Regions from separate parts of the Homo sapiens genome. Here all the other regions are linked to region 2. Evidence: chromatin contacts called from ENCODE Hi-C or POLR2A ChIA-PET data. All regions are on one chromosome and are shown on one strand. Each heading gives the region's core, a stretch centred on a gene start or an enhancer-like site at or near the end of the contact. The rest is flanking DNA. Distances are from core to core; before and after follow the strand shown.

Region 1 (2,973 bases), core at 372-2,871, 1.5 Mb after region 2:
ACTGTACAAAATAGGGAGGTATGGTCAGAACTCTGAATTGAATTACCCTAGTGTTGTGAGCACAGCATCATCACTAGAGTAATGTGCTCGGTGTTTGGAAGGAACCAGCGTGGATGGGCAAGAAGTTCTAACACTTTTGATTAAAAGTAACTTCCTGGCCGGGCGCGGTGGCTCACGCCTGTGATCCCAGCACTTTGGGAGGCCAAGACGGGCAGATCACGAGGTCAGGAGATCAAGACCATCCTGGATAACACGGTGAAACCCCGTCTCTACTAAAAATACAAAAATTAGCTGGGCGTGGTGGCGGGCGCCTATAGTCCCAGCTACTCAGGAGGCTGAGGCAGGAGAATGGTGTGAACCTGGGAGGTGGAGCTTGCAGTGAGCTGAGATTGCGCCACTGCACTCCTGCCTGGGCAACAGAGCAAGACTCTGTCTCAAAAAAAAAAAAAAAAAAGTAACTTCCTGGCTAGGCGCGGTGGCTCACACCTGTAATCCCAACAGTTTGGGAGGCCAAGGCAGGCAGATCACTTGAGTCCAGGAGTTCGAGACCAGCCTGGCCAACATGGTGAAACCCTGTCTCTGCTAAAAATACAACAATTAGCTAGGCATGGTGGCAGGCGCCTGTAATCCCAGCCACTCTGGAGACTGGGGCCAGAGAATCACTTGAACCTGGGAGGCAGAGGCTACAGTGAGCCGAGATCGCACCACCACAATCCAGCCTGGGCGACATTGGGAGACTCCATCTCAAAAAAAAAAAAAAAATCTTCCTTATGGTTAATTTATGTTCAAAGTCTATTTTTCTATTTTTTCTGTTACATGTGATCCAGAATATTAGTGATAAATTAAGAAAAAGCACCAACTTAAATGTGTTTTTGAATGTTTTATATTCTATAATTATCAATTTTCAACATTTATTTACTATTCCCCAAATAATTGTTACCAGGATAGTACTTTTATTAAATTCCTGATACGTTGTCAATATTGAAAAAACTCAACAACTTAAATGTACACGCACAGTTTGAAAAGCTGGAAAATAGTGAAAGAATATCCCCATACCCACCTTTCGTACCAGTCCCCAAACATCACGGTAAAGTTTACTGTCTCTTCCCAGCCCATGGACGGGAACGGGAACGCCTACGGAATATGTTGTGACATACAGTTGATCCTAGGTTCTCCAGAACAAAATGCTGCACGACCACCTCATCCTGGCCCTTTATTAAATATAGCTTAATTCTGGACACAAACAGTTCCCACCATGAAGAGAGAGTAGGTGACCGGAAAGGAGTGCGTCTTAAGCGCGTTCGCTGAATTTGCACCACCCAATCCAGCCCCGCCGCCCGGCGCCGCTCCTTAGACCTGGACCCCGGCACCCTCCCGCCGGGGCCGCACTTAGCAGTGGAAAGTCTGTCCTCCTGAAGAAGTTGCGCTCCGACCTCCAAGCATCAGGTCAAAAGTCTAACTCATTCTCTGACCTGCCGCCAATTAGAAAACAACTGTTGCCAATAAACGTGGTCGCGCCGCCTGTGACCTCAGCCGGGACGGACCCGCGGGCGGGAGCCTGCGGGGCGTGAGGCGGGGTGGGGCCCTGGCTCCCCTCCCCCGCCCAGCCGCGGCGTCTGACGTCCCGCGCGTCGGCGGCCGCGGAGCAGCGCAGGGAGCCAGGCGGGCTGCCGGCGGGTAAGGGCTTCTGCGACCCGGGGACCCGTGGGGCGTAGGCCGCGGAGGGAGAGCGCCGCTGCCTGGTCTGGAGAACCCCGCGGAGCTGGCCTGGCCCGACCCGGCCCGGCCCGGTCCGCGGCGCGGTGGTCGAGGGCCCGCGGCGCCTTCTGGGAGCGGGAGGGCCGGGAAGCCGGGCGTTGGTGGAGGGAGGCGTTGGGCTTCTGTCGCCGCGAAGCTGGCGGAAAAGGCAGTGGCCAGCGAGCCGCCTCGCCAGTTCCCACGACTCCCAGGGAGGTGGCGACACCCGCTTCCCGGGCCACCCTTTTCCCCTTCCTGACCGGGGTCCGTGCTTGCCTTCCCAGGTGGGGGAAGGTGGAACACTGTCCATCCCCTGGACAAAAACGCTGCGCCTCGGGGCCTTGAACCCGGTTTTGTTTGAAAGGAAGCAAGAGAAAATAAGTGTTTTTCCATTTAGGTGTGAAGAAAAAAATGACACTCCAATGGGCTGCAGTGGCAACCTTTCTTTATGCCGAAATAGGACTCATTTTAATCTTCTGCCTACCTTTTATTCCTCCTCAGAGGTAGGAAACCTTCAAATCGTTAACTAATAAATATTGGATCGCTCTTAATGTAAAATGGAAAAAGTTTTCTGAACATTAAAAAGTTTCGAAAGTCTTTGAAAATAAACTCACCTAACGAATTAGGTAGTATATAATGACAATATTAAAATAACATTTTATATAAAACTCTGTTACGTGTACAAGTGAAATAACTTTTTCTTCCCTTCTAAAAGAAAAGGCGCCTATACTTTTGATTCTGTTGATTACAGATATAATAAAGCAACGATTATACTTTTAACACCTGCCCTGCCTTGTCTCAGGTTTTACCTTTGTTTTATTGCCCTGAATTGGAGCCATGAACTAAATAAATATAAGTGGATAAATCATGTTTACAGTACAGCATGGGTGTAAAAGTGTTTCACTGAGGCACTGGAACAGCAATTTAGAAACCAAAGCCAATAAATTATTCTTAGTTTTCGCCTTTGTAACCGTTAGTTTCATTAATGACAATTTTACTACTTTTGATTTCACATAAAATTAATGAATGTATATTAAAAGTGCTGAATGTGAAAAGTATCACAACCATGTATTAGCATTAGTTCGTTAGTGACGGAACTTCTAAGGTCTTGAAGAACCAAGTACAGTGTTTCAAGCCAAGCAGTGGTTCATTTTACCCTTGCAGTAATCTACTTTTTAGTCGTTTAATTTTAGATCCAGAAATTTGATAGTATGAATGGGGAAATACACATGTAAT
Region 2 (3,319 bases), core at 382-2,881:
CAAAATACATCAAAACACGAATGAACTTATCACTAGTGCTTGAAATATTAAGGAAAAAGCTAAGTCTACAGTTGTTTAAAAACTTGACAAAAAATATAAGCACAGATATAAACAACTGCCTCTTCATTTAAGTGGAAATCTAAATTATTAGTTATACATTTAATTATAATCCTCAATGAGACTAAATCTAGATATAAGACTTTCTTAACGTTCATATTTGATTAGCCTCGTTAATGAGATTTTCCTCTTGCAATTTTTAAATGCTTTAATCATGGTTTTCTTTATACTTAAATCTGGACTTAGGTTTAAAAAAATCAAGTATATTTATTTATGCGTCTTTCAAGTAGTCATTTGTGTGAAGTCAGCACTACTTCAGTTTTCAGAAAACACACAAAATGTTCAGTGAATGGTGAAATTGCCTAACCCCTTGCGCGGTTACAATGGTCCAAGTAGGAAATCACATTAGGTACCCATCAGAGAAACTGAGTTTCTACGCTGCTTTTAAAAACATCCTCGGTAGGTTATTTAGAACAGGAAATTGAAAGTTCTTATTCTTCTTCACCACTCTATCACTAAGGAAAAGGGCGAAAAAGCTATGGATGTAAATGCTGCTGTCTATAAACACAACTTGCCTGCAGAAATATGTAGTGGGCCGCGAAGTTTGAAGGAAGCCCGCAGTGCCTGGTATATTCACCAACTCCTCCAAGTAACTGATCATTGCCAAGGTCGAATTAATAAGCGTTCTTTGATGTTAATGATTGTGAGTGTTCTCAGGAAAGGACTAAAAGCTGACTTTCTAAACAGGATGTTGTTTGGAAATACCCCAAACAAACTCGATGTCCATTCCTAACGTGTTATTAAGTGAACCGATCTGACTCGATGCGTTTTGTTAAAAGGACTTTCTTTAGTTTCCCTGGCCCACAGTTTATTTTTTTACTATTTTTAACTCGGAGCCCATCTTAAAAACAAATTAAGAACGGAATGCTCGCCAAATCACGTCTACAAGACAAAATCGGCTTCCCAGGGAGCTAGACCTCGAGTGGGCACCGGCAGGGACGTAACCGCTGAGCCTCTCCGCAGAGCGCGACGCCGGCCGCCGGGTTTCGGTTAGACCGCAGCAGGAAGTTTTCCCTTCCTCTGCGGGAGGCAGTGGAGCCAAGGGGAAATTTGAACTCCCACTCCACGGGGACACCCAGAGGGGAGCTCCGGTGTGGGAGGGTGGCTCCCCTGGGAGCCAGGCGGCCGAGGAGCTCGTGATTCGACGCCCGCCGCGGCGTCTCCGCCCCGCGCGGCCCAGGCCGCGGCCTCCCTGCCCTCCCTGCCGTCCACTCCCAGTCCCGGGGCGGCGGCCTCAAAGCCCGCGCGGCAGGGCTGCGTCCCGGCTCGCAGGTCCCCGTCTCCCCGCCTAGGGCGCCGCGCCGAGCGGCAGGCGGGCCTGGCCGGCGCGGGCTGCACTCACCCACTCGAGGACCTTGATGAAGCCGAGTGGCTCCTTGAGCGGGTTGAGGTTGATCTGGAAGCCGGACATCCTCTGAGGAAAGGAGGGAGAGAGAGTCAGGACGACGGGGCGGAGGAGGGGACCGACGAGACCAGAGCAGCCCGGTGGCGAGGAAGGGCAGGCGGGGCTGGCGCGCTGGCCGGGCTCGGAGGCGGGCCCGGGCGGCCGTGGGGCGGGGCGGGGCGGAGCGGCGGCGGTTGAGCTGCTGGCTGAGACTCTGGGGCGGAAACGGAGTGGGGCGGCTGGGGAGGCGAGGGGCGGGCCGGGGCGGAGACCGGGAGGCTTCTCCTCAGGCCGCACCTGGCCGAGTCGACTGATCCGCTGGCGAACCAAGTAGATGTTGGGCGCCATACTGCGTGCGCCGCGCCCCCTTCCCTGCGGTTCAGCCCCTGGCACTCGGTCTTCCCCTGCGCACGCGTGTACGCGTGCGCTCGTTGGGCCCGCGCCGCGCTTCCGGACCCGCGCGACTGCGAAGAGCCCTGACCCGGGGGCGCCCACGCCCGCTCCTGCGCAGCTTGGGGGCGCTGGCCTCAGAGACACCCTCACTTGACCCCGAGCTCACCACAGCTGAGCTCACTACACCGAAGCTGACCTCTCCTTCCCTTAACAGATCTCAACTTTTTTATGAATTTATAATGTATTGGCACAGATGAAGTTGTGTTTCAAGGCATGTGTTAGGGGCCTTTGATTAAAATTGCAAAACAACAGACTTCTGGCTACCGTGCTGTGGGGTGCCTCGAAAGTGTGAATCACCAAATATTCGTATGGAAATTAGGTTTATTTTCAAAGTTACCATCGCAGCCATGGTTGAAAAATGAAGTAAGTTTATACCTAAAAGGAAAGGCGTGGCCGGACAGGCCCTCGGTGACCTACACTTTCACCTCTTCTACGCTGTCGGTCGACAGTCCTCTTTTTAAGGCATCGTTGGTATCTTTCTTCAAGAAGCTGACCCCTTTAAGATTCGGCTTAGGTGATACTTTCCTCTTGGCACGCAGTTACGGGAGCCCCAAGGTAGTGTGATCTCCTTCCTGGCTTCTTCAGTACCTGGAAAGTTCCTGGACAGCTGGAATGTGGTCATATTCGTGTATATGAAAAACCAGCTTCCAAGGACTTACCTGAATTTCAAGCACGAATATGATTTGCAGGCTACTTGCCACTGAGGTTATTCCGTCAGGGTTGACAACTGTTATTGAACGTCCTTGTAGTAAGCGAACCCTTTCTCTTTCGAGACCTATCTCCTTGTTTGCTGTCCAGAGAGTGCAAAAAATACATTTCATTTTCTATGCAGACAGAGACAATCTTTATGTTTATCTTGGCTCCCGTTCCTCAGTCCCCAGCACAGTCAGTGCTCAATGAGCACCTAATGGCATATCTCATTTTGAAATAACATTAAGAACTGGGCGCGGTGGCTCACGCCTGTAATCCCAGCACTTTGGGAGGCCGAGGCCGGCGGATCGTGAGGTCAGGAGTTCAAGACCAACCTGGCTAACATGGTGAAACCCCGTCTCTTATAAAGATACCAAAAAAATTAGCCTGACGTGGTAGCACGCGCCTGTCATCCCAGCTACTCAGGAGGCTGAGGCAGGAGAATCGCTTGAACCGGGAGGTGGGGGGGTTGCAGCGGGTTCCTAATGGATGGTTGCAGATTTCTCCCACTAAGCAACAAAGCATCATAGATACCCCTTAGGGCTAGGTGAGTGGAAGGTGACCATACACTGCTACCTGGTGCGTCTGAGACCACGATGAGCGGTGCTCCAGGTCTTCCAGCTTCCTCTCTCTCCTTTTTTTTCTACTTTGTTTCTGTATCTTCCTCTCAGTACT
Region 3 (3,243 bases), core at 574-3,073, 1.1 Mb before region 2:
TCTCCATTATCCCAACAGGCAGAGGAAGTTATTACCATTTTAATGCATATCCTTAACACATACATGTAAAAGATACATATACACATAAAAATATAAATGTTTAACAGAAATTACTTTGTACACAATATTTGATTAAACTATGATCTGTCTTCTTTCATTTTCGTTTTATTGTAGTAAAATTTACATAAAATGCATAAATCTTAAATCTATACATTTTTACATTACATAGAAATGTGTAATTATATACTCCATGCTCCCTCCCAATCAGTGCTGCCTCAAAACGAACTGCTCTTCTAATTTTAGAGCTTAACTCTTCTCGTCTCTATCACCACAGATTAGTTGTATTTTTAAGCTTCATGTAAAATTTTCCATGTCAACTTTGAAAACATGACAGTTAAAAGTTCTAAGGAATCTCCAGTTCTCCAACTGGTGTGGGAATCAGATAACTTGACTCCAGTGTGAATTGTGGTTACTGATGGTATCACTGAGTCTGTTATGGGCCACCCAGTCTTAAGGGCCAAGAATTTATGGCCCTGCAGGGATTGCAGAAAGAAACCAAACCGAAGTTCATAACTCAGCCTAAAAGGAGAAAGTTCTATTACTCAGTATCTCAAGACTAAGTGGATCATAAATGGTGTCACAAGTTTGCAGTTTTTTTTTCCTGTGGAAGATAATAATCTTTTGTATGTTTAATTCGTTATCATTGCCTTATAAATTATCACAAGCAGCACAGATAACTACTGGAGTCATCAGTGCAACTTAAAACAACAAAACTAGCATTTCTCACTTGCTGTTTTTCAGACACCTCCCATCATCTGCACCTGGTCCCCAAACCAGCTGTCCATGAGCAATGACAAAGAACTAAAGCGGGGATGGGGGAGAGGGGGTGTAGGGCCCAAGAGCTGGGGAGCATTATGGCTTGCTGTCAGCTGGCAGTCTAAGATGTACTTGGGAAGATGTTTCATACCCATTTTCCCTGTGAAATTAAAAATGTGATGCTACCAAACCTTTGCTTGTCCACCACCCTTAAAAGAATACTCATTCAGTACAAAGCCCTGCAAAAAGGAGTGAGCCAATTTGAATAAAAGCGGAAACTTCGTAGGAATTAGGAGCCTGAAAGGCTGCGTGAGAGATCGCAAACATATTGAGGCGTTCTTGAAACACCTGCTCTCTGATTACAGGTGGGAAAAGGCCATTCCTATGCCTTCTCCCATGGGCACGGCGAATCAAAGGCACTTTCCATATTTAATACGACTAATACGTCATTGGGCAAAGAGATACTCAATACATCCCCATAGCTTTTCCTTACTTTTACTTAACCTTTATGTCGGACGCTTTATGCCTAGTACTGTTCTAAGCGCTTTGCATGCATCATCTCATCAACCTAATATTTAATAAGAGGCTCGGATAGATTAACTTTTAAAATCTGGATACAGCTGGTTAAGGTGGCAGAAGAGTTGGAATTCAAATAAAAGCCAGTCCTATAGCAGGGCCATTATTGCTCCTGCCTCCCCTAGCTTGATCACGAAAAATGAGTAGTTCTTTCCTCTGGGCACACAGGACAATGAACAGGCGGGCTGCTGCCAGAATTTACCGAAGATGGCCGCTGTGCTGGGCTCGGAGTGAGCTGACGGTGTCTCAGCGAGAAAAGTCGGGAGCGGCAGCAGACTGCTTTTTTGGAGGGCAAGAGGGGAGAAAAGGGTTCAACGGAAAACGGGGGTAACATAAGAGCCCGAATAAGGGAAAAGGAAACCCCTGACTCCCCTAGCCACAGAAAGCGCTGGGCGGAAATGAACCGGCCTAGGACGCGCCCTGCGTGGAGGCAGGCCCGCGCGGCGGAAGTGCGTTTCTGGGGCTCCTCCTGAAGAATGCGGAGGAGGAACTGAGCTGGCGCGCGGGCCAGCTGTCCTCTCTTCTGATCCCGAAGACAGGATCGGATTATGGGTTGTTACCGGCTTGTGCGGCCCTGGGGGTTGCCGGTTCCTGGAGACGAGCTGCACCCCTGCAGTTTACTGGGCTCTTCTGTGACCCGCTTTCCGACCCCGCCTGGGGTATTCAGACCGGGGCAGACAAGGCCCTTCTGCCCCTCCTAGCGGCCGCCTCTCCTAGGCTGGAGGGCGGCGCCCCATATGACACAGAAGGCGGCTAGGGATACGCCCTGTACCATGCCGGCCAGTCTGGATTGCCCTAACGCCAGGCCCCGACTCGCTCTGGCCAGCGGGCATGCGGCGAGTTTGCCCCCGCAGCGCAGCCGCCCACAACTCGGTCTTCCAGAGGAGCGAACGTTCGGACTGCTTGGTAGTTTACTAGGGCAAAGTACCACCCCACCCCGAGCGAGCAAGCGGACCTCAGGAAAGGGGCTCCTTCTGTGTAAAGTGATCGGCAGGCCTTGCAGTGGATCTTCGGTGTCCATAGTTATATACCAATCACTATTTTGTCTACATCATTTGGACTGTGCAGAATGAGATGCCAATAATATATCACATACAGTAAAAGGGCTATTTTCACAAAAGGTCAAAACTGGGATATATAACCTCTTTCTTTTGATTAGTCAGACTGACTTCAAAGGGGGCTTAGGGTTGCTTATTAAAGAAAAATGCCTCCCCGTGGGTTTTCATTTGAGCCACTTATAAGTGGGCTAGTTTCTCCAACACCAATTGAGCTGGAAACTAGAGTAATTAGAACACAACATATTCCCGACCTGAACAGGATACTGAAATAAGTTAAAAGCCTCATTACTTACCAGCCTTCTCTCAGAACCCTAACACCCCTTGCAAGGGATTTCTAACTAGGAGTCGGTAGATAAAATTTAGAATGTGTGAGCATTATGTAATACACATGTAAAACATTCTGAGATGGGATCCACGGGCTTTTGGGGGCTGTCAAAAGGCCCACGGCACAAAAATAGTTAATCTGTATACTTGAGGGAAGAGAGAACCATCACTGGAAGTATTAAGCTCTAAGCTCATTCAGGCTTATTTTCTGGGAACTTGTAAACAAAATGAAGTTTATGGTCCTAGCCAGACTACTCCAGATACCATACTGAGACGTTACCCTTTCCTATTTTCCACTCTCTACTGGCGATCAGATGGTTGGTTCTTAGTTGTAAATACTTTGGTTTCATAAAACCATCATTAGAAAATGGAGACTTTTCATCAATCACGTCTTAATCTATACTTTGGGGGTGTTTAAAAGACATATTCCTTATGTACAAATAACCTGGTTTTTCCATTTCTCAAAAGA

Evidence for each region. Hi-C counts contacts between places; a loop is a spot of excess contacts on that map. ChIA-PET counts read pairs that join two places held with the same protein, here RNA polymerase II (POLR2A). Pooled maps may share reads with other maps.
Region 1: a loop to region 2 is called in a map of gastrocnemius medialis, with 7 times the contacts of the local background. The contact joins the promoter of BCAP29 here to the promoter of SYPL1 in region 2. A Hi-C loop is called at or near these places in 2 of 168 maps with a recorded cell type or tissue (gastrocnemius medialis and posterior vena cava) and 9 of 50 pooled maps.
Region 3: a loop to region 2 is called in a pooled map, with 4 times the contacts of the local background. The contact joins the enhancer-like site here to the promoter of SYPL1 in region 2. A Hi-C loop is called at or near these places in 2 of 50 pooled maps. POLR2A ChIA-PET finds 5 or more read pairs at or near these places in 3 of 52 experiments (H1 and activated T-cell).

The regions. Positions count from the first base shown.
Region 1 is chr7:107,578,625-107,581,597 of GRCh38, forward strand. It overlaps BCAP29 (B cell receptor associated protein 29), which reads left to right and starts at 1,622. Exons shown (of 8, transcript NM_018844.4): 1 at 1,622-1,677; 2 at 2,135-2,240. The coding sequence starts at 2,149. It overlaps DUS4L-BCAP29 (DUS4L-BCAP29 readthrough), which reads left to right. Exons shown (of 13, transcript NR_163941.2): 7 at 2,135-2,240. RefSeq lists a silencer at 1,480-1,969 and an enhancer at 2,060-2,129.
Region 2 is chr7:106,110,681-106,113,999 of GRCh38, forward strand. It overlaps SYPL1 (synaptophysin like 1), which reads right to left and starts at 1,632. Exons shown (of 5, transcript NM_182715.4): 1 at 1,460-1,632. The coding sequence starts at 1,528. RefSeq lists an enhancer at 862-1,694 and silencers at 1,150-1,399, 1,410-1,899, 1,980-2,039.
Region 3 is chr7:104,982,113-104,985,355 of GRCh38, forward strand. It overlaps LINC01004 (long intergenic non-protein coding RNA 1004), which reads right to left. Exons shown (of 1, transcript NR_039981.2): 1 at 1-3,243. Among named protein-coding and RNA genes, the nearest start is that of LINC01004, 7.4 kb to the right of the region's middle. RefSeq lists enhancers at 1,413-1,502, 1,803-2,102. Within about 2 kb of position 1,824, at least 38 of the 41 ENCODE cell types and tissues checked have a DNase peak (open chromatin) inside an H3K27ac peak, as active enhancers do.